3 separate regions of the Homo sapiens genome follow, and all the other regions are linked to region 1. Evidence: read pairs that join two places in POLR2A ChIA-PET (ENCODE). Cell type or tissue: PC-9. All regions are shown on one strand. Each heading gives the region's core, and the rest is flanking DNA. Links, peaks and the distances in the headings are about the cores only.

Region 1 (10,088 bases), core at 1,157-9,156:
GTAAATAACAATGTGTGGCTGGGGACAGTGGCTTATGCCTGTAATCCCAGCACTTTGGGAGGCCAGGATGGGCTGATCACTTGAGGTCAGGAGTTTGAGACCAGCCTGGACAACATGGTGAAACCCCATCTCTACTAAAAATACAAAAATTACCTAGGTGTCATGACGGGCGCCTGTAATCCCAACTGCTTGGGAGGCTAAGGTATGAGAATCACTTGAACCCGGGGGGAGGCAGAGGTTGCAGTGAGCTGAGATCGCACTGCTGCACTCCAGCTTGGGTGCCAGAGCAGACCCTGTCTCAAAAAAAAATGAAAAAACAATGTGTGACTTCTGAGGCTAGGTCATAAAAGACATTGTGGCTTCTGCCTTGTTCTCTTGGATCATTCCCTCTAGGGAAAGCCATCAGCCATGTTGTAAGGACATGTAAGCAGCTCTATGGAGAGAACTTCATGGCAAGGGACTGAGACCTCCTGTGAACAGCCAGTACCAACTTGCTAGTCATGAGTGAGTCATCTCGGAAGCAGATCATCTAGGCCCAGTCAAACCTTCAGATGACTTCAACGTAATAAGAGACCCTGAGCTTGAGCCATCCAGCTAAGCCACTCCCAAATTCTTGACCCACAAGAACTGTATGAGATAATAAATATTGTTGTTTTAAGCTGCTAAGTTTTGGCATAATTTGTTACACAGCAATAGTTAACTAATATACCAAACTTATGTTGATTCAGCTTATGTTTATTTATTTATCTATTGAGACAGGGTCTCACTCTGCCACCCAGGCCGAAGTGCAATAGTGTGATCATGGTTCACTGTAGCCTCAACCTCCCAGGCCCAAGTGATCCTCCCACCTCAGCCTCCCAAGTAGCTGGGACCACAGGCATGTGCCACCATGCCTGGCTAATTTTTTAATTTTTTGTAGAGACAGGGTCTCCTTATGTTGCCCAAGCTGCTCTCAAACTCCTTGACTCAAGTGATCTGCCTGCCTCAGCCTCTCAAAGTACTGGGATTACAGGTGTGAGCCACCACACCTGGCCCAGTGTATGTTTATACAGAAAATATGTATATTTACATCATTAAAATCTTATCTATATTTTTAACAAAGTAATGTGCATTTAAAGCTTCAAATTATATTCCAAATAGAACTGATAGAAAATTACTGAGTGCCAGCCTGGCTGACATAGTGAGACCCTGTCTCTACAAAATAAAAAATCAGCTGGGTGGGGCAGCTCATGCCTGTAGTCCCACCTACTTAAGAGGCTGAGGTGGGAGGATCGCTTGAGTACAGGAGGTCAAGGCTGCAGTGAGCCGTGATTGTGCCACTGTACTCCAGCCTGGGCAACACAGCAAGACCCTGTCTCAATCAATCAATCAATGGAAAATATATTAAGTTGAAGATTTCACACAGAATGTCCAATTTTCATGAAACAGATTACTGATGTTAAGTGGGAAATGCCTATATCCAGAATCTGACCACTTGTCACCTCCACAGCTACCACTGTGGTCAAAGCCACCAGTGTCTCTCTAGGAGATTGTTGCAGTAATCTCCTATCTAGTCTCCCCTCTTTTGCCCTTGTCCCTGCATAATCTGTGCTTCTTACAGCAAAGTGATTCTCTTGATACAGAACTCAGGTCATGCAGTTCCTCTGCTCACAACTCTGTAATGGTCCCACCTTACTCAGTGAGAAAGCCAATTTCCTCACAGTGGTGCACAAGGCCCCACTCAACATAACTCCTTCCCCATTACTTCTTTGACCTCATCTCTTATCCTTTTTCCCCACTAACTGTGATTCAGCCCAGCCATAGTGGCCTCCTGGCTTTCCTTAAGCCTCCTGGGCACTCTTTAACTTTAGAACTTTGCCGTTGCTGAACTTTCCCCCTGCACCCCACTTCACCTACTCCATTGCCTGGGCTAGTTATCTATGTGACTCAGTCCCTCACTCCCTTCAGGTTGCTGCTCAAGCATTACCTTATCAATATCCCTGCTCCTTACCCCTCTTGCCCTGCTTTATTTCTCTGGATTGAAGGTTACCCTGTGACCTACCACAAATTTCAGTATGGCTTTAAGCCACATGCGGGAGGAGTTCTATTTTTTTTGAGACAGAATCTCACTCTGTCACCCAGGCTGGAGTGCAGTGATGCAATCACAGCTAACTGTAGCCCTGGCCTCTCAGGCTCAAATGATCCTTCCACCTCAGCCTCCTGAGTACCTGAGACTACAGGCACGTGCCACCACGCCTGGCTAATTTTTTAATTTTTATTTTTGTAGAGATGGGGTCTCAGTATGTTGTCCAGGCTGTTCTCAAACTCCTGAACTGAAGATCCTCCCTCCTAGGGCTCCCAAAGTGCTGGGATTACAGGTGTGAGCCACCACATCCAGCCAACAGACATCTTTGGGAGGGAGATTTTTTTTTTTTTTGAGATGGAGTCTCATTCTGTCGCCCAGGCTGGAGTGCAGTGGCATGATCTTGGCTCACTGCAACCTCTGCCTCCTGGGTTCAAGCAATTCTTGTGCCTCAGCCTCCCGAGTAGCTGGGATTACAGGTGTGTACCACCATGCCCATCCAATTTTTGTATTTTTAGTAGAGATGGGGTTTCATCATGTTGGCCAGGCTGGTCCCAAACTCCTGACCTCAGGTGATCCACCGGCCTCGGCCTCCCAAAGTGCTGGGATTACAGGCATGAGCCACCGCGCCCAGCTGAACTTGTGTTTTTATCCCTCAGGCAATTAAAAAAGAAAAATGGAAGGGAAAACTGAAAGATCTCTGAAGAATGCCCAGCTCTGTCACACCTGTGATGTGGCCTCTGGAAACCCCTGCCTGTGGGGAAGACTTATCACTGGTACTACTCAGGTGTTCAGGAACAATGGCTCCGAAGTTAGAGGGACCTGGATTAACCTGGCCTGGTCTCAGTTTTCTCATTTATAAAATGGGATAGTAGTATTGATTCCTTGGGTTGTGGGAAGATTAAATGAAATAATCCATGTAATTTGATTACATACTCAGTTGCTCCCATTAGCACATCCTGATTATTCTTACTTAGCATTCAGTCCATGTGTGACTGCACTTATAATACCACATGAATCCAGTGGTCTGTGCCATGTAAATCGGGCCTCTGAGATTTTGCTCAGCCTACAGTGGCATATGGGCAAATACGCTTCTGACCTTGCAAAGCCAGGTGGGCCCTAGCCTGAAGCGACTCACCTTCAGGCTAGGGCTATCATATAGACAGTTGGGAGTCAGGTCAAAGAGCTGTCTTATAGACAGCTGGGAGTTCCTCCAGGCTAACTGGTTGTTCACTGGCTCTGGAGTTGCAGGAATAGACAACGGGCTCTCTGCTGCTCTTGGAAGTATCTCCTAAATTAAACTCCTTAATTAGCCAGGTATGGTGGCAGGCGCCTATAATCCCAGCTACTCAGGAGGCTGAGGCAGGAGAATCACTTGAACCCAGGGGGCAGAGGTTGCAGTGAGCTGATATCGCGCCATTGCACTCCAGCCTGGGCAAAAGATTGAAACTCTGTCTCAAAAAAAAAAACAACAAAAAAAAACAAAAAACTCCTTGGTCTGCCACATGCCACTGCTCTGTGACGTTGCACTTTTGGTTCAAAGACCCAAACAAGGTCTACAATAGCTTACTTATTCTGTCCTCAGGGCCCACTCTCCACTGATCCCTTGTGGGCTTTAGCTGACTAAGCCCAGTGTGGCTGAGTGGTACCCAGCACGGTACCTGCATGGGGAAGGGTTGGCGGGGGCCAGATCAGCTGGCCAGAGCTAGTGGATGCTTCCTTCACAATAGTTCTCCTGCCACCTGAGATCATACAGTATCTCAGCATCTCCTAGGTCAGTCTGGGGTCCAGCCAGAGGCCTGATGAAGCAAACAGCTCTCTGAATACTTACTCTGGAAACTCAGACAGGGAGGCTGAGTGAATCACAGCAAAATCCACCCCAACCCCCATTGGAGCCACAACTGTGCAACTGAAGCTCCTGGGAGGCTAGAATTGAAGAAGTTAGGCAAAGGAGGTCTCTTAGAACCAGCCCCAGATGCCCCTTCTCAGGGAACCCTTCTCAGACAACCCCTCTAGAAGCCCCAGGCCTTGCTTTTCCTAGAAGTGCCCTGCTATGCCTGTGAGCAATGTCACCAAACAAGTTGGCTCAATCAGCCCTTGTAGTGTGCCTCTCTCACTCAGGCAGCCTTGGAGCAGAGAAGGCCTTCAGAAGCCCCTCCCTACTGACTCCCTACCACTCCTGCTCCCTCTTCTTGCTTGGATAGCACTTCATTTCACCTTAACCCTTTGGAGCGGCCTGTCTGGAAAGGAGGTGCCAGGATACAGGATGTGTGGCAGACAAGGCCCAGGTGAGGCTGTGCTATGGCTGCTTCAGCAGGATGCCTACTCCATGCTGAGATCACAGTCTGGTCCTTGTCACTTCTGGCGGTTACTTCCCTCCCTGACAAAGGGTGCTCACTCTCCCTCTGCAAACTTGTGCCCAGAAAGGGTGGCTCACCCAGTACAAGGGACAACCCAGTTGCACCAGGCAAACTGGTGCAAAGTCCGGCCAGGCGCAGTGGCTCATGCCTGTAATCCCAGCACTTTGGGAAGCTGAGGCAGGCAGATCACCTGAGGTCAGGAGTTCAAGACGAGCCTGGCCAACATGGTGAAACCCCGTCTCTACTAAAAAAATACAAAAATACAAAAAATTAGCTGGGCGTGGTGGCGCATGCCTGTAATCCCAGCTACTCGGGAGGCTGAGGCAGGAGAATCGCTTGAACCTGGGAGGCGGAGGTTGCAGAGAGCTGAGATCACACCACTGCACTCCAGACTGGGCAACAAGAGTGAAACTCCGTCTAAAAACAACAAAGCAAAGACCCAAGCCCCTTCCAGGTGCTGCCCCGCTCATCCCAGTTACCTCTGTTGCTTTTTGAGAAGACTCTACCGGCCGAATATGTGTACGTTTGTTGGCGGGGCGGGGGTGGGGGAGTGGGGAGAGTCCTACCTGGCCACTGCCCCCTACCGGATCTCGCCCTCCCAGCCAAAGGATGGGTTCCAGATCTCGCCTTTTGTATTCCCCAGCTGGGGACTAGCCGGCTGAGGGACCGCAGGGAGACACAGTCTTCCCATTGCAAACGATAGCGTTGATGGCTGGAGGCCCCCGTCTTCAAGCCCCTCCCTCCAAAGATGACAGCTCTCCAGTCTCTAGGTGCCTCCAGGCCACGTGGGCTGGCAGTCAACTCACCTGTTTCTCAGAGGAGTCCAGGACGCACAGAAGGTGCCGGTCACTGCCCTCTGCCGGACCCATGGAGGGGTAAGGGTGTCCGGCCGGGGCCGGCCTGAGGGCACAGCTTCGCGGGGCCCCGGCCCCCTGCGTACACAGACATGGCCACAGCGCAGGCACCGCTCCCTCCCACCGCCCTCACCCGGCCGCCGGTGCAGGAAGATAGCTTTCGCCGGCCTCTCGCGGCCAAGGCCCAGCTCCAGCCGCTCAGCCCGACTCGGCCCGCCCCCGGGGTGCATTGTGGGAAATGTAGTCCTTAGCGTTTGGCCGCCTGCGGCGCCGAGGGACTGGTTCTGGGCTCCTAGTCCCAGCAGAGCCGTGGGCAGGTCCTGACCCGGGTCCGCGATTGCCTCATCCGGCGCCGCCTTCTAGGGGCCTGGGCGCCTCCTCCGAGTCTAGAGTCCCACACAGAACAGCCCTGGACTCTGGGCCTCTCCGTCCGAGCCAGCTAGCAGTTCATTTCAAGTGAGAGAAAGGGACGTTAGGATTGTTTCTCCCACTGATTGTGGAAGGACAGTGCAAGTTTGGGGGACTGGATAAATGTCATTAGTGGGCCCAGCCACACAGGCTGTAAAGGATGTGGGCATGCGCAAAAGTCGCACTAATTGTTTCTAAAAACATATTTGTAGCCACGTTTTAATGTATCAGTATAATGCTCTAGAACGGTAGTTCTCAACTCTGACGGCACATAGAATAAGCCGGGAAGCTTTAAAAAAAAAAAAAAAGAACTAGGACGGGCGAGGCGGCTCACGCCTGTAATCCCAACACTTGGGAGACCGAGGTGGGCGGATCACTTGAGGTCAGGAGTTCCAGACCAGCCTGGCCAACATGGTGAAACCCCATCTCTACTAAAAATACAAAAACTAGCCAGGCTTGATGGCGTGTGCCTGTAGTCCCAGATACTCGGGAGGCTGAAGTGGGATTCCAGGAGGTCGAGGTTGCTGTGAGCCATGATCATGCCCTGCACTCCAGCCTGAGCACCAGAGCGAGACCCTGTCTCAAAAACAACAACAAAAAAACTAATGCCTGGACACCAGCCCTAGAGATTTTGATTTAATTGAATTTAGAGTAGGGTGGAGTGTTGGGGAGCCAGGCATCACTATTGTTTTAAAAGCTCCCCAGGTGATTTACCATTGCAAAGAATCATTGTTTGTAATTTCCTAGACGCAAAGCAATAAAAACAACAGGAAAACAGTCAACAACAGGCTCTCCCAAAAGACCCTTATTTTTAGAGATGGTTTTAAAAAGTAAAATTAGTGTTTGGCACCACTGCTCATGTTCTTTTCTGAAGCAATTAATTCACTTTACAGCCTTATGGTTAATTCTCCCAAAAGTTAATAGGATGAAAAAAAAAGTCAGATCACTCCTCTGACTTTCCCTGCTGCTCCACAAGCACCTGGGGGCAGTGTCCTTTTCCTCTCTAAGCCCTACACTGGAGTTAGGGTAGAGCTCCGCCCCTGGGCTTTTCTTCCAGTCTCAGATGGCTGCCACTTGTAGCCTGCTTCCACAACACTGGCCTGTGACTGACATGGTGACAAAGCTGTGGCCTTTCACTGAAGATGGCTTTGCATAAGGCTATCAAGTTCTTGCACATAGTCTAAGGGAAGCTTTCTCACCCCCATGTCCCCCACTTTTAGGTAAGGACATAAGAAAATGCCCTATTCCTTAACTGAGAGTCTCTCCAGGTCTCCACAGATCACTCAGTATTTTATCTCCTCATTAGCTCAGAAGTCCAAGTTCCCTCCCTTAGGGCAAGAATCATTTATACAGTTGTTTTCTCTAATTATTACACTATAAGAGTTTGAGCCATGAGCTGGGCTTGGTGGCACAGCCTTGTAATCCCAATTACTCCACAGGCTGAAGCAGGAAGAATTACTTGAGCCCAGGAGATCAAGTCTGAAGTGAGCCATGATCATGGACAACAAGAAGGAGAAAGTTAAGAAAGAAGGAAGGAAGGGAGGGAGGGAGGAAGGAAGGAAGGAAGGAGAGTTTAAGTCAAGATATAACATTCTCTGCTTGGTACAGAAATGTCCTGGCTATGTTCCTTTCCTTTTTCTTTTTCTTTTTTTATTTTTTTTTTAGAGATGGTGGTTTCACTATGCTATGTTGACAAGGCTGGTATCGAACTCTTGGCCTCAAGCAATTTTCCCATCTTGGCCTCCCAAAGTACTGTGATTACAGGCATAAGCCACCATGCCTGGCTAATATCCTGCCTATATTTCATTAACTTGAATTTACACCCTATAGAATTCATCTCCATAGAAGACAAATTAATTTAATTTACTTATTTTTTTTCAAATGAAGTCTCTATCATCCAGGCTAGAGTGCAGTGGTGCCATCTCAGCTCACTGCAACCTCTGCCTTCTGGGTTCAAGTAGTTCTCTGCCTCAGCCTCCCGAGTGGCTGGGATTACAGGTACCTACCACCACGCCCAGCTAATTTTTGTATTTTTAGTAGAGACAGGGTTTCACCATCTTGGCCAGGCTGGTCTTGAACTCCTGACCTCGTGATCCACCCGCCTCAGCCTCCCAAAGTGCTGGGATTACAGGCATGAGCCACCACACCCCGCCCAGAAGACAAATTTAAAGTTTTCTTTTTTTTTTTTTTTTTGAGACGGAGTCTCGCTCTGTTGCCCAGGCTGGAGTGCAGTGACGTGATCTCAGCTCACTGCAACCTCCGCCTCCCGCGTTCAAGCAATTTTCCTGCCTCAGCCTCCAGAGTAGCTGGGATTACAGGTGCGTACCACCACGCCCGGCAAATTTTTGTGATTTTTGTATTTTTAGTAGAGACATGTTTCACCATGTTGGTCAGACTGGTCTCGAACTCCTGACCTCGTGATTCATCCATCTCGGCCTCCCAAAGTGCTGGGATTACAGGTATGAGCCACTGCGCCCGGCCAGTTTTTTGTTTTGTTTTGTTTTTTTGAGATGAAGTCTTGCTCAGTCACCCAGTCTGGAGTGCAGTGGCACTATCTCGGCTCACTGCAACCTTAGCCTCCCACGTTCAAGCGATTCTCCTGCCTCAGCCTCCCAAGTAGCTGGGACTACAGGCATGCACCACCATGCCCAGCTAATTTTTTTATTTTTAGTAGAGATGGGGTTCCACCATGTTGGCCAGGATGGTCTCAATCTCTTGACCTTGTGATCCGCCCGCCTCGGCCTCCCAAAGTGCTGGGATTACAGGCGTGAGCCACTGCGTCCAGCCTAATTTTTGTATTTTTAGTAGAGACGGGGTTTCACCAATGTTGGCCAGGCTGATCTCGAACTCCTGACCTTGTGATCCGCATCCACCCACCTCGGCCTCCCAAAGTGCTGGGATTACAGGTGTGAGCCACTGCGCCTGACCAAATTTAAAGTTTTCTACCTAACTAGTTCTTGACAGTCTCCATGTTTAGCTCAGGATTTCTTCCAGAGTCTTACTATTCCTGTTAAGCACATCAGCTCCACCAGATAGTACTACTGTCATCTGGAAGTATTACATCTACTTAGCTAAGCAAGTGGCCATATATCTCATATATTTCTCGCTAAGACTTGTGCCTAAGACATTCTCGCAGAGCAAATCATGGTGGGTACTTACTAAAACATCTTAGGTTATTACTTAAAACTTTGTTTTAATCCACTTTTTTTTTTTTTTTTGAAACGGTGTTTCACTCTTGTTGCCCAGGCTGAAGTGCAATGGTGCGATCTCGGCTCACCACAACCTCCTTCTCCCGGGTTCAGGCGATTTTCCTGCCTTAGCCTCCCAAGTAGCTGAGATTACAGGCATGTGCCACCACACCCGGCTAATTTTGTATTTTTAGTAGAGATGGGGTTTCTCCATGTTGGTCAGGCTGGTCTCGAACTCCCGACCTCAGGCAATCCACCCACCTCGGCCTCCCAAAGTGCTGGGATTACAGGCATGAGCCCCCATGCCCGGCCTTGTTTGTTTTTTGAGTCAGGGTCTTAATCTGTCACCCAGGCTGTAGTGCAGTGGCTCACTGCAGCCTTGACCTCCTGGGCCTAAGTGATCCTCCCACTTCAGCCTCCCGAGTGGCTGGGACCACAAGTGTGTGCCACCACATTGGGCAAGTTTTAAATTTTTTGTAGAAATGGCGTCTCCTTATGTTGCCCAGGCTGGTCTGGAACTCCTGGGCTCAAGCAATCCTCCTACCTTGGCCTCCCAAAGTGTTGGGATTACAGGTGTGAGCCACTGTGCCTGGACTGTTTTTATTTTTATATTGAGACAGAGTCTCAATATGTTGCCCAGACTGGCCAGGAACTACTGGGCCCAAGCCATCCTCCCACATCAGCCTCCTGAGTAATTAAGACTACACACCCAGCAAGGATACACTTGAGTTATAACCTTGCAGCACCTCAGGTTCTGACATCTTCACTAAAGCTAGAAAAGAGAAGAAATATGGGGAAGAACAAGACGTCTAATTGTTACATTTCTTCCGCCTTCACTTTTCAGCTGTGGCAAGTTACTTAACCTTTCTGGGCTCTGGTTTCCTTAACTATAAAAGGGGAGGCAGGGAGTGGTGGTTCATGCCTATAATCCCAGAACTTTGGGAAGCCGAGGTGGGTGGATCACCTGAGGTCAGGAGTTCGGGACCAGCCTGGCCAAGATGCTGAAACCCCGTCTCTACTAAAACTACCAAAAAATTAGCTGAGCATGGTGGTGTGAGCCTGTAATCTCAGCTACTCAGGAGGCTGAGGCAGGAGAATCGTTTGAACCCTGGAGGTGGAGGCGGAGGCGGAGGCAGAGGTTGCGGTGAGCCGAGATCGCGCCACTGCACTTCAGCCTGGGTGAAAGAGCAAGACTGTCTTGGAAAAAAAAAAAAAA
Region 2 (10,088 bases), core at 1,130-9,129, 180 kb after region 1:
GGAGAGAGATTCACCTGTTATAAAGGAACTGACTAACACAAGTATCCCGTCTATATCTGAATGCTGTCTCTAGGTGTAAGCCGTGGTTTCGCCTTCGTGGAGTTTTATCACTTGCAAGATGCTACCAGCTGGATGGAAGCCAATCAGGTTGCTTCACTCACCAAGTCTAGATATTCATGAAAATGGAACAAGTCTGTACAATTTTAAAAAAAGGTTGAAGGAGTGGTTTGTTCCAAAGGAGTGACTTTTTTTTAAAAAAAAAGCTTTGTATATATTAAAATTGATGTTACTAGAATAAGTACAGTACCAAGGACTTCATTATAGAATTTGTTCTGCCTTTAAACATGGCTACCTACCTGGCAGGGCTTTGTTAACTACTGAATACCTGTCTGGTAATCACTAAAACATCTTAATGTTTCCCTTTTTTCTAGTTTGTTATATTCCTATTATGTCCATTGAGAGTAAGCTTAGTATATCAAACTCTCCATTTGACAGTGAAGAGAACATAGTGAAAGTCTGTGGCGGCATTTTTATAAGTAATTCCTTATTTCTGCCTGAAGACCACAAAGCCTCCTGGAGGCGTAACTGCTCAGACCGGTCTTCAGGGAATATTTAAGGACTTAGTGGAATTTATGAACAATAAGTCTGATGAGATTAGCCTGGGAGTGGTGTCCTGCAGCTGTCTAATCTAGTTAGAGTGGCATTAACATTCTAATCTCCTTGAGAATGCCTTTTATAGTCTGTTCAAAGCAAGTCATTGATGGTTCTTCGAGGTAGTGTTAACTGAAGTGTTCTTCAGTTTGTCAAGATAATGTTCAGTGCTTGGCACTTAAATAACATTTTTTGCAAGAACTCCAAGGCACATTATTGAATGCCTTTAACCAAGTGCATTCTGGGAAGTTTGCTTGACTCATTATCTTGCTTTTCTGCAGCATTCTGTGATTTGAGTCATCCATGAATCCATGAATAAAAGTTACATTCTTTGATTGGTAATATTGCCATTTATAACAAGACTCACTAATGAGGGTATCACTTTGACTGACTGATTTGTTAAAGTTTTTAAGCCTCTCATTTTCCTAACCCAGAAATCACAGCCTGATTTTATTAAAAGTAGAGCTTCATTCATTTCATACCATAGATACCATCCTAGTAAATCCAGAACATATACAAGGTTCATGTGAGTCTGCTTTCTTGACATGATAGCATTGTTTGATGCAGTGGATATGTCAGAATGACTAACCTAGGAGTTTAAAACTCCTAAGAAACTAAAACCTGTAAGACATTTAAAAGTCTCCACAATTTTAATGTATACAAAGCTATGTTACTGTGTAACACATTACAGTTCAAATTCACTCCAGAAATAAAAGGCCAGTAGGATTAGGGACTCACTGGTAGTTTGGAGTCTCCCAGCACACATCCCTCCTAGTGGGATGATCTATTCACATATCTCCCAGCTTTTTTATTTTTGCTTCTGTATATCACAGTGAGTGGATGGCCCTTCAGCTTTTTCTCTCCTGGCCAGACATGCAGTCTTGCCTTTAGATATCGCAGAGACAAAATTCACAGCATGTCTTAAATCTTCCAGGATTTGCAAGAACCAAATTGCTCAACAGTATGTATGTTTAGAGGGGTTAGACTCCTTTTTAAAATCTGGATATCTAACCACCTACTTAAATCTGTTTGATAGTGTCAAACCACCCCCACCCTTGATCCTCCCACCCCCAAGAAAAAGAAAAGATGCTCCTGTTAAATGAAGGCTCTTTAGGGGTAGGTGCTAGGTATACTCTTGGCTAGATTGATTCAGCTCAGAATTTTGACTTTTTAAAGCTAAGTCCTTGTAGTCACATGGTTGACTTGAAGGATGAGGTGGTGTGTGCATTTATGAGCTTTTCCTACCCCCCTGAAGAAACTTCATTGGCCTCCTGGTTACTCACCTTGAAGAGAGTACCATCCATTTTAGTGAAAAACACATCTGTCACCTAGGACATGACATGGTTGCAGTTGACAGGAAAAAAAAAATCTCATTTAGTTGTTTTAGAGTTGGTGGCATTCAGAATAGTCCCTCTTGAGAAAGAATTGTAACCAGATTCCCTTTAAAAATGAGTTCCCCTCCCTTTCCCCCCAAAGGACTCATCCTGAAGCAGAAGGTGTGGGGGGAAGGAGAAATGTAAAGGCTTTTACTTTGCATAAGGATGGGGGACTGGGGAAAAAGGTGAAGCGAAGCCCAAGGACACCATGCTAAGGGCAAAAGTAAGAGACAGTCTCAGAACTGAGAGAATTGTGTCTTCTGCTTTTTGAAGTAGACTGTCACACTCAGGCAGCCTGTCAATGCTGAATGTTAGGACTTCTGTCTCCGCTGGAGACACGGCCTGGTGCAAGTCAGCGTTTAGTGTTTGACAGCTTTCTCAGCACTCCCTGACTCCGTTTACCTTTACTCCGCATCCCATTCTCTTACTGCCTATCTGAAGGATTGGATGGGCAGAGTATAGGTGGCGGTGGTTGGTCCTCCCCGTATGTTGTCCATTTAATTCCAGAGCACTGATTTTTCCGAAGTGTGCTCTGCCCTGGGAAAATGGACACATGTTCCTCACAATGGGAATAACTAATTACTTCTTTTCTTACAGAAAAAGTTGGTGATTCAAGGAAAGCACATTGCAATGCATTATAGCAATCCCAGACCTAAGTTTGAAGATTGGCTTTGTAACAAGGTAAGCATATGTTCTTCCCAAATAGACAAAACTCCTTTAGGATATTGCTGTTTTTTTCTGTTTGTTTATTTGACTGTCCAAACAAGGAAATTGTTACTCAATCATCAGTAATATTCATGGTTTGTTACTTTCCTTGGGTCCTCCTACACTGGTATTAGATGATAGAACTAGAGGTTTCGTTTATTAAGATGCACGTTCTGCTGGGCATGGTGGCTCACGCCTGTAATCCCAGCACTTTGGGAGGCCAAGGCGGGTAGATAGCTTGAGGCCAGGGGTTAGAGACCAGCCTGGCCAACATGGCAAAACCCCGTCTCTACTAAAAATACAAAAATTAGCTGGGCATCACGGTGCGCGCCTGTAATCCCAGCTACTCGGAGGTTGAGGCAGGAAAATCTCTTGAACACGGGAGGCAGAGGTTGCAATGAGCCAAGATCGCGCCACTGCACTCTAGCCTGGGTGACAGAGTGAGACTCTGTCTCAAAAAACAAAAAAGGACAACAAAAAGGATGCAGGTTCTAAGCCCAGTGATTAAGATTTTAGGTGTGTTTCATGTTACTGTTTATTGAATTCTAGAGCTCTCAGTTTTTGGCGTAGTCTCTTAACTGTATTAACCAAAATAGTTGAGAACCCTGCTAAAGTTATATAAGGTTTACCATTTTGAACTTGAATGTTGACATTGATATTTTGAGAGTGCTCAAACTGTGTCCCCTGTCCAGTAGGGGACTAGACAGTGGTTAGTTTACCTTGTGTTTGTGTATGTAGGATGGGATGTATAGTGCTCTGTTGATACAAGGAAGAGCTTCACCAGTGGCTTGCTGTAGAGTTTTCAAATTAACTGAACCCTTTCCTCGGCTTGATAATAATGGGATTCTTCTTCAACATACAACAAACTTTGTTTTTCTTGGGAGATTTTAACAGTGTTACATTCTGAATTTTTTAGGTTATGTCCCCATGTCTCAGCTACGTGAGACTTTCTGCTTTTCTGTTAGTTACTGGGACCTACCCGTGGCCCCACTGTTATTGTTACTAGAAAGCCTGGCCTAATGTGAGAAATAATTACAGATAAAACTTTTTTTTTCAGTGCTGCCTTAACAATTTCAGGAAAAGACTAAAATGCTTCCGATGTGGAGCAGACAAGTTTGGTAAGACTGGATTCAGCTGTTTGCAATATGCATTAAAACCTACTAACTGGGGCAGGGAGCAGTGGCTCACTGTAATCCCACCACTTTGCAAGGCCAAGGTGGGAAGATCACTTGAGGACAGGAGTTCAATACCAGCCTGGCAAGAGATAGCAAGACCCTGCCTGTACAAAAAAAGAAATTTTAAATTATCTGGGTGTGGTGGCACACACCTGTAGTCCTAGCTACTCAGGAGGTTTAGGTGAGAGGATTGCTTGAGTCCAGGAGTTGAAGGCTGCAGTGAGCTATGGTCATACCACTGCACTCCAGCCTGGGCAACAAACAAGACCCTGCCTCTCAAAAAAAACAAAACAAAAATCTGACAAATAGGGTTGTTAACTGTGAGCCTGAGGAAAAGTATAGATTTTAGTGTACTTAAACAACTTGTCTGTTTTCTTTAAATCTTTTCCCTTAGGTTAGATAATGCTGCTCATGATTGTGAGAGCACAGAAAGTTCTTTTGTTTTCTAGAATTAAGTCTGCTCACCTGGTTTGCATTCTGCATCTGCCTTTCTTTAGTGCAGGGTAGTGTCAGTCCCACTGTGGCCCAAAGTTTGCATTCTGCGTTAACCAAGTCACAATTAATGAGGTTTTACTATAGGCACAAATGCTTAAAAAAGAAAAAAACGATTGTTTTGTGTGGTTAAAATAAAAACTTGTGGGGATTTTAATGTATTTCTTTGGTGAAAATACATTAGTTGTTTGTCTCTAATTGGATCACTTTCCCTTCTAGACTCTGAACAGGAAGTGCCTCCTGGAACCACAGAGTCGGTTCAGTCTGTGGATTACTACTGTGATAGTAAGTTCATACACGATCTTTTGGTCTTCATGTTAAAAATTGACCTCAGTTGTCAGGAGATGGAGACCATCCTGGCTAACACGGTGAAACCCTGTCTCTACTAAAAATACAAAAAATTAGCTGGGTGTGGTGGCACACACCTGTAATCCCAGCTACTCCGTCTCAAAAAAAAAAAAAAATTGACCTCAGTTGGAAATTTCTGTTCTCCTACCCTTTTGTAAGGAGCAGCAGCAGCTTCGGGTTGTCCCTTAAAAGACAGGATTTTTAGAATCTTCTCCATGTCAGGGTAGAAAATACACTAGGAATGTCACAAATGGATTTGTATGTACTTGACCCTATCTTGGAAAACTTTGGTACATTGGTGGTGGGAATGCATGTGTATGTCATTTGTCTCATTTACCCCTAGCGATCATTCTTCGGAACATAGCTCCGCACACTGTGGTGGATTCCATCATGACAGCACTGTCTCCTTACGCGTCTTTAGCTGTCAATAACATCCGCCTCATAAAAGACAAACAGACCCAGCAGAACAGAGGCTTCGCATTTGTGCAGCTGTCCTCTGCAATGGTGAGGTTCTCATCGATTCTTTCCTTTTTAAAAGAAACAGCTTTAAGAGGCAAATGTGGTTCATCCAGTTTTGAAACTGTCTGAGGCTCCTAAAGCCCAAGATGCAAGGCTCCCTAATGACAGTTTTTGCACTGCTAAATTACAGGACTGATGACTTCAGTAAGTAGTAAAAATAATGTGTATACCTATAGGCAACTGGCAGAATTTTTTGAGCCACAGTTTAGTCCTTGGTACTTTGTTTTTTGTTGTTGTTGTTCTTTTTTGGGATGGAGTCTCACTGTCGCCCAGGCTGGAGTGCGGTGGCACCATCTCGGATCACTGCAACCTCTGCCTCCAGGGTTCAAGCGATTCTCCTGCCTCAGCCTCCTGAGTAGCTGGGATTACAGGTGCCCGCCACCACGCCCAGCTATTTTTTTTTTTTTTTTTTTTTTTTTTTTTTTTTTGAGAGGGAGTCTCGTTCTGTCGCCCAGGCTGGATGGAGTGCAGTGGTGTGATCTCGGCTCACTGCAAGCTCCATCTCCCCAGGGTTCACGCCATTCTCCCGCCTCAGCCTCCTGAGTATCTGGGATTACAGGCGCTCACCACCATGCTCAGCTAATTTTTTGTATTTTTAGTAGAGATGGGGTTTCACTGTGTTAGCCAGGATGGTCTTGATCACCACCTCTGCCTCCCAAAGTGCTGGGATTACAGGCGTGAGCCACCGCGCCCAGCCACGCCCAGCTAATTTTTGTATTTTTAGTAGAGACAGGTTTTTGCCATGTTGGCCAGGCTGGTCTCGAACTCTTGACTTCAAGTGATCCGCTCATCTCAGCCTCCCAAGTGCTAGATGTACTTTGTTTTAGATTGGTTTAGCATTTGCTCTTTTGGTAATACTGGAAACCTTCACATCTTAGAGGAAAGAGAGATATTCCTTTCTTGAGGTTTCATATCTGCAAACACAATAAGGAATTAATTGCCTTTTATTTTTTAATAGAAAACTACTTCTTTGAATGGGGTGGATGGTAGGGAGAGATTTTTAATTGCATTACACGTTTTTTTCCTTCACATTCTCCTTCAGGATGCTTCTCAGCTGCTTCAGATATTACAGAGTCTCCATCCTCCTTTGAAAATTGATGGCAAAACTATTGGGGTTGATTTTGCAAAAAGTGCCAGAAAGTGAGTGGCTTCATTGTCCTTATTTCAAACTACTGCATATGCACATTTGTACAGTGTGCTAACTGAACGCCAAGCCTGTGCCCCAAGTATGTTGAGACACTGTGATCCTCCCTGATTGCCAAGGCCAGGAGGGACACGTTTGTCTTCTTTTAGTGATTATTCCCTACTGTCCTGTGTAACCAGTTGATGAAGTTGCCTGAAATGGTTTCAGATCAGGAGAAAGGCAAGTATGGCAGATGGGTTGAGAACACATGCTTTGCAAACTGCAGCAGTATAGTGCTAACCCATCCAGAAATAACCCATTCCTTCCAGAACAGCGTGCTAATAATTTCATGTATATAGTGCTTAACTCTAACACGGTAAATTTCCCTTTTTTTAGTATCATTGCACATTCAAAAAACTCTTCGTTAGATGGCAGGTTACAAGGTAGAACAATGATACTACAGGGCCACTTGCTTACTGAGGAATTTCCCCATGAAGAGCCCTCCCCCTGTGAAATGTGGCCTTGCTGGCATTTGAGAACTGACAAAGGGTGGAGTGAATCAGTTGGTGGTATAGGGGCACTAATTGTGGGAATACTGTGATAGAATCACATGATTGGATCTTTGTGGTTTCAGAGACTTGGTCCTCTCAGATGGTAACCGCGTCAGCGCTTTCTCTGTAGCTAGTACGGCTATTGCTGCTGCTCAGTGGTCATCCACCCAGGTAAGATCGAGGATCTTTTTGCTCAAGGTAGTGTGGTGGTGGTGCCCAGATTCACAGACGTGACCTCTCCTGTGGTACTCGCAGTATGAGCTCTTTTCTTTTCTTTTTTTTTTTTTTTTTTTTTTTTTTTTTTTGAGACAGAGTATCACTCTCGTCACCCGGGCTGGAGTGCAATGGTGCAATCTTGGCTCACTGCAAGCTCCACCTTCCAGGTTCAAGTGGTTCTTCTGTCTCAGCCTCTTGAGTAGCTGGGATTACAGGTACCTGCCACCACGCCTGGCTAATTTTTGTATTTTAGTAGAGATGGGATTTCACCACGTTGGCCAGGCTGGTCTTGAACTCCTGACCTCAGGTGATCCACCCACGTCAGCCTCCCAAAGTGCTGGGATTACAGCCGTGAGCCACAGCGCCCAGCATCATGAGCTCATTTTTAGGGACTTCTGAATTTTTTTCCTTAATGCCTACTAAGTTTGTCTTTGTCTCATTTTGATGTTTTGTAGTCTCAAAGTGGTGAAGGAGGCAGTGTTGACTACAGTTATCTGCAACCAGGTCAAGATGGCTATGCCCAATATGCTCAGGTAGGTAGATTTTAGCAGCATCCACCTTATAGTCTTGCAGAGTGTGTCTGAGAATAGCAGCTTTAATGGTGGACTTTTCTTCAGTATTCACAGGATTATCAGCAGTTTTATCAACAACAAGCTGGAGGATTGGAATCTGATGCATCATCTGCATCAGGTAGTAAACTTCATCTCCCTTTTACCTTTTGTTTAAGCACTTACAGTTGAAGAAATATGATTAAATGTCCTAACTGGACCAAAAGCTACAAGTCCATTTCTCTGTAAGATTGTAGGGGGCATGGCCGGGCACGGTGGCTCACGCCTGTAATCCCAGCACTTTGGGAGGCCAAGGCAGGTGGATCACGAGGTCAGGAGTTCAAGACCAGCCTGGCCAACATGGTGAAACCCCATCTCAGCTAAAACTACAGAAATTAGCCAGGTGCGGTGGCAGGCGCCTGTAATCCCAGCTACTCAGGAGGCTGAGGCAGGAGAATTGCTTGAACCCGAGCGGCAGAGATTGCAGTGAGCTGAGATTGCGCCACTGCACTCCAGCCTGGGCGACAGAGTGAGATTCTGTCTCAGAAAGAAAAAAAAAAGAATGTAGGGGGCATATTCAGGGCTGTCATCATGTACCCAAGGTTCTGGGGAAGAATACGGTTATTTGTGTACACCAGGAGTTAATACAAGGTCTTAGAGACCATGTTGTGATGAGTTTAATTCTTGGAATTCAACTCTGTATTTCCCCTCTCTGTGTTTGGAGTCGTGAGTGCCCACGTAAGTTCAGGTGAGCAGAGAGGATGTGGCCCTGGAGACTGGTGCTCAGACATCAATCAGAAGAGCTACTCTAAGAAGCCTTGGCTTTAATTTTTGTTTCAGGCTTTAAAAAGCCTTGTGAGTTAAATCTTTCTCAACCCCAGAGCAAATATAGATCCTTTCTTCTCTTCCTTTTCTCTTCTTTTTTTTTTGAGACGGAGTCTCGCTCTGTTGCCCAGGCTGGAGTGCGGTGGCGTTATCTCGGTTCACTGTGAGCTCTGCCTCCCAGGTTCACGCCATTCTCCTGCCTTAGCCTCACAAGTAGCTGGAACTACAGGTGCCTGCCACCACTCCCGGCTAATTTTTTGTATTTTTAGTAGAGACGGGGTTTCACCGTGTTAGCCAGGATGGTCTCAATCTCCTGACCTCGTGATCGGCTCGCCTTTTCCTTCCAAAGTGCTGGGATTACAGGCCTGAGCCACTGCACCCGGCCTCTTCTCTTTTTCTTAGCCATGATACAGAATCCTTAACTTTGTATATCACATCTAGTAGAATTATAAGAAAATGAAAATGTCACAGATTCCAGGGTACTTAGTGGAAGTTAGCTTATGAAGAACTGACATATACAATGACAGAAGAAGGCTAGATTGGGCATTACAAATAAAGATGTTTGGGTTGGCGTTCAGTGCCTTGGCTTTCCCTAACACTTGTGTTTATCATCAGGCACAGCAGTGACCACCACCTCAGCGGCTGTAGTGTCCCAGAGTCCTCAGCTGTATAATCAAACCTCCAATCCACCTGGCTCTCCGGTAATCCTGTTGTCCTATATACAAAACTCGTGGCTGATGGGGAAATTTTGTTTTGCTATACAAGTATTACCCTTTCCTGTTGTATGAGCCAGGATTGAGTAATACACACTTCAACCTTATTTCTTTCTGTTGTTTTAAAATATTAATTTTATGATATATATGTGCATGTATATTTTAAATATAAAATTTCAACTGTGTATTTACACTTTATGCATGCTTGACCTTTAGAAAGTTGTCGCCGGGGCCGGGTGTGGTGGCTCGCGCCTGTAATCCCAGCACTTTGGGAGGCCGAGGCGGGTGGATCACGAGGTTAGGAGATCAAGACCATCCTGGCTAACACGGTGAAACCCCGTCTCTACTAAAAATACAAAAATTAGCCGGGCGTGGTGGCACATGCCTGTAATCCCAGCTACTCGGGAGGCTGAGGCAGGAGAATTGCTTGAACCCCGGAGACGGAGGTTGCAGTGAGCCAAGATTGCGCCACTGCAGTCCAGTTTGGGCAACAGAGCAAGACTCCTCTTGAAAAAGAAAGCAAAAAAGTTGTCAACATGTGTTTTGCTGAGGGATTGCCTTAGATTATTGCTACAGTGTGTCTGTCAGGGGAGCCCTTCCTCCTGGATGATTGCAGTGATTTAGCTCTCTTAAAAGGCTTTACAGTTGAAATTATATTGAAGCTGCTGTTCTTTCCAGACTGAGGAAGCACAGCCTAGCACTAGCACAAGTACACAGGCCCCAGCCGCTTCCCCTACTGGTGTAGTTCCTGGTACCAAATATGGTAAGCCAAACCTCATGGGGCTGTTGACAGTTGGAAGGTCTTAGTTGTTGTCTTTGTTTAATGAGAGTTCTTCTCCCTTTGCG
Region 3 (10,088 bases), core at 852-8,851, 99 kb after region 1:
GTTTTCTCTCAGTTACTTCTTATTTATTTATTTGAGACAGAGTTTCACTCTTGTTGCCCAGGCTGGAGTACAGTGGCGCGATCTCGGCTGACTGCAACCTCCGCCTCCTGGGTTCAAGCTATTCTCCTGTTTCAGCATCCCAAGTAGCTGGGATTACAGGTGCCTGCCACCACACCTGACTAATTTCTGTTACTTCTTTTGAGCCACAAAGTATTTGAAAAAGATGCATTAAGTAGTGACCGCAGTCCGTGCTAGTATTGGGTGCTTACAGAGGTCTAGTAGAATACCGTGTTTTAAAAGGAGGTGAATTTAATAATTGCTGTGATTACTCTGGCATTATACGCTCACAAATAAAATGTTTGGTGATTTTTTTTTTTTTTTTTTTTGGAGACAGATTCTTGCTCTGTCACCCAGGCTGTGCAATGATGTGATCTCAGCTTACTGCAACCTCCGAGTTCAAGTGATTCTCGTGCCTCAGCCTCTCGAGTAGCTGGGATTACAGGCACCCGCCATCATGCCTGGCTAATTTTTGTATTTTTGTAGAGATGGGGTTTCACCATGTTGGCCAGGCTGGTCTTGAACTCCTGACTTCAGGTGATCCACCCATCTCAGCCTCCCAAAGTGCTGGGATTACAGGTGTGAGCCACTGCTCCCAGCCGGGTGTGATATTTTTAATAAAACAAGTATTCAAATTCACTTACAGGACCAATGAAAGAATCGTTTGTCGTAATTTTATGCCAAAGGGTACTTGTGGCTTAAGATAAACTTCCCATAATGACATTATCCACAGATTCAAAAAGTAGTTTATCTTAAACAACTTCTGTGACATTTTAAAATGATGTGGCTTAGAAAATTGCTAGGTTATCTAAAATGGCTCTATTGATGATGTAAATGTAGCACATGAAGAGCTTGAATAAAATAGACTTTTGAAGTGTGCAAATGGAAAGAACAGTCCTTCTAAATAATTATTTCCCCTCCCTTTTATTGACGTATACATACAGAAAAGATATCATGTCGTAAGTGTATTGCTTAGTGAATTACTCCAAAGTTGGATATACCTGGTTAACCACCACCTGAATGAAAAAAACAGAACACTGCTTCATATGGAGAAGCCCCTCCTGCCCCTCCTGGTCATTGTCCTTTTCATCCCTCCCACAGGTAGTCACTGAGTTCTAATACCACAGAGTCTTTTGACTTTCTTTTGAGCCTTATGTAATTAGAATCACAAAAGATGTATTCTTTTGCCTGACTTTTATACTTAGTATTGTTTTTGAAATTCATCTTGTGTGTAACTGCGATTTGTTCATTTTCATTGCTTAGTGAATTATTCCAAAGTTGGATATACCTGGTTAACCACCACCCGAATGAAAAAAACAGTTTTTGGCCGGGCACGATGGCTCACGCCTGTTATCCCAGCACTTTGGGAGGCTGAAGCGTGCAGATTACGAGGTCAGGAGATCAAGACCATCCTGGCTAACACGGTGAAACCCCGTCTCTACTAAAAATACAAAAAATTAGCTGGGCGTGGTGACGGGCCCCTGTAGTCCCAGCTACTCAGGAGGCTGAGGCAGGACACCTGTAATCCCAGCTACTTGAGATGCTGAAACAGGAGAGTGGCGTGAACTTGGGAGATGGAGCTTGCAGTGAGCCGAGATTGCGCCACTGCACTCCAGCCTGGGCGACAGAGCAAGACTCCGTCTCAAAAAACAAAAAACAAAAAACAAGAAAACAGTTTTCCAGTCTAAGAATGTATTACAATTTATTCAAATTCCACTCTAGATGGACTGTGGGTTTTTTTTTTTCCCCCATTTGGAGCTATGGCAAATGATGTTTTTTCAAAGTTGTTATTTCTCAGCCAGGCGCGGTGGCTCACGCCTGTAATCCCAGTACTTTGGGAGACTGAGGTGGGCAGATCACCTGAGGTCAGAAGCAAGACCAGCCTGGCTAACATGGCGAAACCCCGTCTTTTCTAAAAATACAAAAATTAGCCAGGTGTGGTGATGGGCACCTGTAATCCCAGCTACACAGGAGGCTGAGGCAGGATAATCACTTGAACCCAGGAGGTAGAGGTTGCAGTGAGCTGAGATCACACCACTGCACTCCAGCCTGGGTGACAGAGCGAGACTCTATCTCAAAAAAGAAAACAAAACACCACGGAATTGTTATTTCTCTTGGCGAATAGGTAGATGCACTTATTCCTGTTAATATATACCTACCTGTGAATGTGCTTGTTGGATTTTCTATGTATCTTCTGTCTGCCACCTAGAAATTTAACCTTTTATATATATACAACTTTAATTTTTTTTTTTTTTTTTTTAAGAGACAGGGTGTCACTATGTTGCCCAGGCTGGTTGGGAACTCCTGGCCTTAAGCCGTCCTCCTGCTTCAGTCTCCCAAAGTGTTGGGAATATAGGCGTGAGCCACTGTGCCCCACTGTTCAAGTTTTCATTGATTGCTGCCTACATATAGTTGTTCAACAGCTATTGATTCCCCCTGCTCTGTATATATGTCTCCTAGTGTAGGTATCAGGGTTACAGCAGTAATTAAGACCACATTATTTCATTTTATCATTTAAATATATAAGACTAATTGATAAATTAAGTATAGAACTTTGACCAACATGGTGAAACCCCATCTCTACTAGAAATACAAAAATTAGCTGGGTGTGGTGGCAGACGCCTGTAATCCCAGCTACTCAGGAGGCCGAGGCAGAACTGCTTGGAGATGGAGGTTGCAGTGAACCAATATCAGACCACTATACTCCAGCTTGGATGACAGAGGGAGACTTTGTCTCTTTTTTTTTTTCTTTTTTTTTGAGACGGAATCTCGCCGTCTTCCAGGCTGGAGTGCAGTGGCACGATCTCGGCTCACTGCAGCCTCCGCCTCCCGGGTTCAAGCGATTCTTCTACCTCAGCCTTCCGAGTAGCTGGGATTACAGGCACCCACCACCATGCCCGGCTAATTTTTGTATTTTTAGTAGACAGGGTTTCACCATGTTGGCCAGGCTGGTCTCAAACCCCTGACCTCAAGGGATCAACCTGCTTTGGTCTCCCAAAGTGCTAGGATTATAGGCGTGAGCCACTGTGCCCGGCCCTTTTTTTTTTTTTTGGAGACAGAATTTCGCCCAGTTGCCAGACTGGAGTGCAGTGGCACGATCTCAGCTCACTGCAACCTCTGCTTCATGGGTTCAAGCCATTTTCCTGCCTCAGCCTCCCAAATAGCTGGGACTACAGGCATGCACCACCACGTCTGGCTAATTTTTTGTATTTTTAGTAAAGCCAGAGTCCCAAAGTGCTGGGACTAGGCAGGCGTGAACCACCACGCCTGGCCAAGACTCTGTCTCTCAAAAAAAAAAAAAAGAAAAAAAAATATAGGACTTTGGGAGGCCGAGGCAGGCAGATCACCTGAGGTCAAAAGTTTGAGACCAGCCTGACTAACATGGTGAATCCCCATATCTACCAAAAAATACAAAAATTAGGCAGGTGTGGTGGCGTGCACCTGTAGTCCCAGCTATTGGGGAAGCCGAGGTGGGAGATTGTACCTGGGAGGCAGTGAGCAGAGATCGCACCACTGCACTCCAGCCTGGGTGACAGAGTGAGACCTTGTCTCACCAAAAAAAAAAAAAAAAAAAAAATAGCATAGGTAGGCATTTGATGATTTGATGATTTCATTCGCATCCCTAAAAGTTTATTTGTTCCTGGGTCGTCAGATAGCTTTTTGGCCATCTTCCTGTTGAGAAAATTGATGTACCCTTCTGGAGTCCTCCAATTTTCCATTATAATATGGTAAGTGGGAGCTAGAGCTTTGGGTAAGAATTGGGATGTGATAAGGAGGATGAGTTTTGCAGTGGTGTGCATGGTTAGGAGGAGAAAAAGCTGGAGGCAGAGTGTTCACTTAGAGGCTTGGGGTAGGAGGGGTAGGTTTAAGTGGTGCTCATCTGGGCCAGAATAGGGCAAAAAGGGAAGAATGAAATAACCAGATGTCTTTGCTTTGTCAGTAGTCTTGCAGCCCTGAAAGCTTTTTTTGTTGTGTTATATTTGTTGTAATTGAGGTATAATCCACATAACATAAAACTTACCTCTTTCAAGTGTACAATTTAGTAGTTTTTAGTATATTCATAAAATTGTGCAACTATCACCACTGATACCAGAACATTTCTGGGAACAAAAAGAAACTATATATCCATTAAGAGTCACTCTCCATTTTCTCCTACTTCCTTCTCTACCCCCAGTCATCTGCTAGTCGGCTTTCTGTCTCTATAGATTTGCCTGCTCTGGATATTTCATATAAATGGAATCATATACCATATGGTCTTTTGTGACTGGCTTCTTTTACTTAGCCTAATGTTTTTAAGGTTCATCCATGTTATATGAATCAGTACTTAAATCATTTATAGGGTTGAATAATATTCCATCATATGGATATACCACATTGTCTTTATCTGCTCATTAATTGGTAGACATTTAGGTTGTTTCCACTTTTGTTTATTATGAATAATACTATTCACATTCATGTACAAGGTTTTGTGTGGACACATTTTCAGTTCTCTTCGATATATACCAAAGAGCCACAATGCTAAAACTTCCAGCTTTTTACCAGCTATCCCCAGATGCGTAGCCTAGTAAGCCCCATGTTGGAGTGGTGTAGTGTTGAAAACATGGCATACTCATACATTAGATAACCAGGTTTCAATTCTGGTTTGGAAGCCTTTGGATATTTGCATTACCCATTTGAATTCTCTCTTGGGCTGTGTTTGGTTTGGGGTTTTGTACTTGTTTTTTTTTTTTTAACTAGATGTTTTGAGGCACTTGGTACTGTGGACATGTGTCAGTCTTAAATATTTGGGTTTTGAGCATATCAAGGGCTTGGTTTGCAGTTGACAGTTGAATAGCAGTCTTCTTCCTTCCATTCCTTACAGATTCTCCTGTTCAGAGTCAACCATTGAATAGCATATTTATTGTTTCTGCCTGTGTGTCTGTTAGTGCTCATATGGTCTAGTTCCTGAGTTAAGAAGTATAGGGTAGTGGTCATCTTTTTTCTTTGACTTGATTCCTGCGTACTGTGAATGCAGAGCAATGCAGGATATGTTGGGTTTTCTACAAACAGAGCATCAGCCCAGAGACATGTTTGCATTTGTTTCTGTCAGGTTTCCTGGCTCAACTGGCACCCTTTAAGGCCAGAGAACGTTAGTTTAGGCACTTTTCCTAGTAAAATACTTCTTGTGGCTCTTCCTGTGTACTTGGAATAAAGGAGGCATTCCATTGTTAGACATGCTTGGGTAGTTCAGGGTAATCTTAGAGTCATGAGAGATATGATATAAAGGAATAACTAGCTAAACCAGAAAAAATGCCTGGGTAATGACTAGCAAATAGGTGGTCAACAGATGTCCTCATTAGATTGAAAGGTCCATGAAAGCAGGGACTATTTCTTTTCTTTACTGCTTAAAAAGGTTAGAACTGGACCTGGCAACATATGATGAGCTAAATAAATACATATTTGTGAATTGGGTTAACACATATTGCATAAAGTGGTTTTGGCTCTGTTTTATTCTTCATAAGCCCTAGTGATCTTTTTAATTTCTGTAAAATGTGGTCTTGACCCCCCCAACCCAAGTGACCTCCTTATTTGCTAGGCTCTGATATTTCTGTTAGGTTTCTACTGTATTTTCTGAGATAGCAATTAGTAGATACTATTTCTCCTTTGATGGAGCTAGCCATATATTCTTGTTTGTTCATTTTAGCTTTCAAATTTCTGTCTGATTCTTGTTCTTTTACTCTGGAATGTAGTGAATGGAATGACTTGGAAGGTACAAGGTAGGTCAGTTTAGGTTGTCTAGGGCCTTGCATTTAAAAGTTTAATTTGATGACATGGTGGATTACAAGAATGTAACAGTATCAAAATGATACTATCTTCTTGTGGTGGTATGTAGACTTAAAAAGAGAAACTGCAGAGAAAAGGGTCCCTTAGGATGTAGAGCAGCAGTTGATATGTGAGAAGTTGATGCCTTGCATTAGGGATTAGGAGTAGATGTGGAAGGAAGAGATCAGGTTTGAAAGAGTTTAAACAAAGAATCTCTAGGATTTGATAACACTGGATATCAGAGGGGAAGGTACAAGAGAGAGGGCAGAATCAAAGGCCACTCAGAGGTTAAAGGAATCATACCGGTTTGGCATGGTGGCTCACGCCTGTCATCCCAGCACTTTGGGAGGCTGAGGCGGGCAGATCACGAGGTCAGGAGTTCGAGACCAGCCTAGCCAATATGGCGAAACCCCGTCTCTACTAAAAATACAAAAATTAGCTGGGCGTGGTGGCGTGTACCTGTAGGCCCAGCTACTCAGGAGACTGAGGCAGAAGAATCACTTGAACCCAGGAGGCAGAGGTTGCAGTGAGCCGAGATCGTGCCACTGCACTCCAGCCAGGGCGACAGAGCGAGACTCTGTCTCAAAAAATAATAATAATAATAAATAAATAAAGGAGTAATTCCAACACTTGGGAGGCCGAGGCAGGAGGATTGCTTGAGCCCAGGAGTTCAAGACCAGCCTGGGCAACATAGTAAAACCTCATCGCTATAAAAATTTTTTAAAAAGAAATTTAGCCAGGCATGGTGGTGTGCCCCTGTAGTTCCCATTACTAGAGAGGTTGAGGTGGAAGGATCTCTTGAACCCAAGAGGTCGAGAGTACAGTGAGCCATGATGCACCAGGGCACTCCAGCATGGGCAACAGAGTGAGACTTTGGGAGGCCATGGCAGAAGGATTGCTTGAGCCCAGGAGTTCGAGACCAGCCTGGGCAATGTAGTGGGACCTTGTCTCTATAAAAATTTTACAAATATATATAAAAGCTGGGCATGGGGGCACGTGCCTGTAGTCCCAGTGACTGGTGGGTGGGGCGGGGGTGAGGTGGGAGAATCACTTGGGCCCAGGAAGTCGAGATTGCAGTGAGCCATGATCATGCCACTGCTCTCTAGCCTGGGTGACAGAGTGAGACTCTTTTTGTCTTAAAAAAAAAAAAAAAAAAAAAAAAAAATGGTTGTACCTTGAACAGATACAAAGCATGTAGAAGAGGAAAGCATTTGGGAGGGAGAATAATTGGTTGGATACATTAAGTGTCAAGTGACAGTAGGACCTCTAGAAATACACAAACAGAGCTCCACAGGTTTTTTCATTGTCATTTCTTATACCTTTTGTTCCACTACCTACTTTTTTCCTACAACTTTCTGTTTATTTTATAGTTTATGAATTTTAAGCAAAATACTTCCTTCTGCCTCTTACCAGTAATTTTCAAAAGCGTCTGTATTGGTTAGGATTAGATTTGGCTGGGAATGACAGAAAACTAAAAATAAAAGCAGTTTAAACAAGTTTATTTCTCTCTAATGCAAATGAAGTTTGAGCTGTCCAGGCTTTCTTATGGTGGTTTGGTCATGATCAGGGACCCAGGTTCTTTCAACCATGTAGCCCCATCTTAACATGTGATTTCTATCTTATTGTTCAAGATGGCTATTTGAGTGTCAGTTATCAGTTTTATTTAGCAACCAATGGGAAGGAAGGGGGATGAAAATGGGCCCTGTCTTTAAGGATACTTCCTGGACATAGTGAGTAGAAGGATGGTTACCAGAGTATGGGAAGGGTAGTTAGGGGGCTGGGGGGAAGGTGGGAATGGTAAAGGGGTATAAAAAAGGTAGAATGAGTAAGACCATCAGAGAAATGCAAATCAAAACCACAATGATATAGGTGGCTCACGCCTATATGTATCTCACACCAGTTAGAATAGTGATCAGTAAAAAGCCAGGAAACAACAGGTGCTGGAGAGGATGTGGAGAAACAGGAACACTTTTACACTGTTGGTGGGACTGTAAACTAGTTCAGCCATTGTGGAAGACAGTGTGGCGATTCCTCAAGGATCTAGAACTAGAAATACCATTTGACCCAGCCATCCCATTACTGGGTATATACCCAAAGGATTATAAATCATGCTGCTATAAAGACACATGCACATGTATGTTTATTGCGGCACTATTCACAATAGCAAAGACTTGGAACCAATCCAAATGTCCATCAATGATAGACTGGATTAAGAAAATGTGGCACATATACACCATGGAATACTATGCAGCAATAAAAAAGGATGAGTTCATGTCCTTTGTAGGGACATGGATGAAGCTGTAAACCATCATTCTGAGCAAACTATCTAAGGGCAGAAAACCGGACACCACATGTTCTCACTTATACGTGGGAATTGAACAATGAGAACACTTGGACACAGAGCGGGGAACATCACACACTGGGGCCTGTCGTGGGGTGGGGGAGGGGGGAGTGATAGCATTAGGAGATATACTTAATGTAAATGACGAGTTAATGGGTGCAGCACACCAACATGGCACATGTATACATGTGTAACAAACCTGCACATTGTGCACCATGTACCCTAGAACTTAAAGTATAAAAAAAAAGACCTACTATTTGATACCACAATAGGGTGAGTATAGTCAATAATGACTTAATTGTACATTTTAAAATAACATAAAAAGAAAAAAATAAAATAATGCAGAGTATAATTTGATTGGTTGTAACTCAAAAGATAAATGCATGAGGGGATGGATACTCTATTCCCCATGATATGCTTATTTCACATTGCATGCCTGTATCAAAACATCTCCTGTACTCCATAAATAAATACACCTACTATGTATCCACAAAAATTTCTTAAAAAAGGATACTTTTGAGCGTTTCAAGCATTACTTCTAGTTATGTTCAGTTGATCAGAATTTAGTCATAGCCACACTTCAGCTTCAAGGAGGGCTGCAGAACGTCTTTATTTTAGGCAGCTATGTGCCCAGTTAAAAAGCAGATTTTCTCCCAAGGTAAAGAGAGCAGATAGGCATTAGGAGACTACTAGTAGTCTTTTAATTTTCCAGGCCGGGCACGGTGGCTCACACCTGTAATCCCAGCACTTTGGGAGGTCGAGGCAGGCGGATCATGAGATCAAGAGATGGAGACCATCCTGGCCAACATGGTGAAACCCCATCTCTACTAAAAAAAATACAAAAATTAGCTGGGCGTGGTGGTGCGTGCCTGTAGTCCAAGCTACTCAGGAGGCTGAGGCAGGAGAATTGGTTGAACCCAGGAGGTGGAGGTTGCAGTGAGCGAAGGTCGTGCCATTGCGCTCCAGCCTGGCAACAGGGCGAGACTCCATCTCAAAAAAAAAAAAAAAAAAGCAGGGATTTGCTCCCAAGGTAAGAGAGCAAATAGACATTGGGAGACTATTAGTAGTCTCTTAATTTCCCAGAATGAGAACCAGATTCTTTCCGGTTACAGAACTCGTTTCTCCAAACATTAATTATTCTTATAATAATTTTAAAAAATACTAAATATATAATTATCACCAGCCAAATGCTTCTTTTAAGAAATAGAGACAGGGGGCCGGGCACGGTGGCTCACGCCTATAATCCCAGCACTTTGGGAGGCCGAGGCAGGTGGATCACCTAAGGTCAGAGTTCGAGACTAGCCTGGCCAACATGGGGAAACCCTGTCTCTACTAAAAATACAAAATTAGCCGGGCATGGTGGTGCATGCCTGTAATTCCAGCTATTCGGGAGGCTGAGGCAGGAGAACCGCTTGAAACAAGGAGGCAGAGGTTGCAGTGAGCCGAGATCGTGCCATTGCACTCCAACCTGGGCAACAAGAGCAAAACTCCATCTCAAAAAAAAAAGAAAAAGAAATAGAGAAGAGACAGGGAAGCCAAGCTCATGCCTGTAATCACAGCACTTCGGGAGGCCAAGGTGGGCAGATCACCTGAGGTCAGGAGTTTGAGACCAGCCTGGCCAACATGGAGAAACCCAGTCTCTACTAAAAATACAAAAATTAGCTGGGCATGGTGGTGCATACCGGTAATCCCAGCTACTCAGGAGGCTCAGACAGGAGAAGTGCTTGAACCCGGGAGGCAGAGGTTGCAGTGAGCCAAGACTGTGCCACTGCACTCCAGCCTGGGTGACAGAGTGAGACTCTGTCTCGAAAAGAAAAAAAAGAAAAAGAGACGGGGCCTCACATATGTACAGTGGTATGATCCGTAGTTCACTATAATCTTGAGCTCC

Evidence for each region. ChIA-PET counts read pairs that join two places held together with the same protein. Peaks named below come from ENCODE experiments on the same cell type or tissue, not always from the same donor. Only the 100,000 strongest peaks of a DNase experiment are listed, where the experiment ranks them.
Region 2: POLR2A ChIA-PET joins it to region 1 with 25 read pairs; 5 of 35 experiments call an interaction of 5 or more read pairs at or near these places.
Region 3: POLR2A ChIA-PET joins it to region 1 with 12 read pairs; 9 of 35 experiments call an interaction of 5 or more read pairs at or near these places.

What each region holds. Positions count from the first base shown.
Region 1 is chr3:49,924,381-49,934,468 of GRCh38, forward strand. It overlaps MON1A (MON1 vesicular trafficking associated A), which reads right to left and starts at 5,431. Exons shown (of 6, transcript NM_032355.4): 1 at 5,229-5,431. RefSeq lists a silencer at 5,138-5,487. In PC-9, for the core only: CTCF peaks have their summits at 5,241 (motif pointing left) and 5,456 (motif pointing left); DNase peaks (open chromatin) are centred at 5,221 and 5,491; H3K4me3 peaks cover 1,915 bases; H3K27ac peaks cover 758 bases.
Region 2 is chr3:50,100,459-50,110,546 of GRCh38, forward strand. It overlaps RBM5 (RNA binding motif protein 5), which reads left to right. Exons shown (of 25, transcript NM_005778.4): 6 at 74-147; 7 at 2,625-2,708; 8 at 3,790-3,850; 9 at 4,619-4,684; 10 at 5,091-5,251; 11 at 6,309-6,406; 12 at 7,024-7,111; 13 at 7,612-7,689; 14 at 7,774-7,846; 15 at 9,145-9,230; 16 at 9,921-10,005. It overlaps RBM5-AS1 (RBM5 antisense RNA 1), which reads right to left and starts at 530. Exons shown (of 1, transcript NR_045388.1): 1 at 1-530. RefSeq lists a silencer at 1-185. In PC-9, for the core only: no CTCF peak of the experiment used is centred there; no DNase peak of the experiment used is centred there.
Region 3 is chr3:50,023,290-50,033,377 of GRCh38, forward strand. The region is part of intron 6 of RBM6 (RNA binding motif protein 6); the gene reads left to right. Among named protein-coding and RNA genes, the nearest start is that of RBM5, 61 kb to the right of the region's middle. In PC-9, for the core only: no CTCF peak of the experiment used is centred there; a DNase peak (open chromatin) is centred at 5,332; H3K27ac peaks cover 539 bases.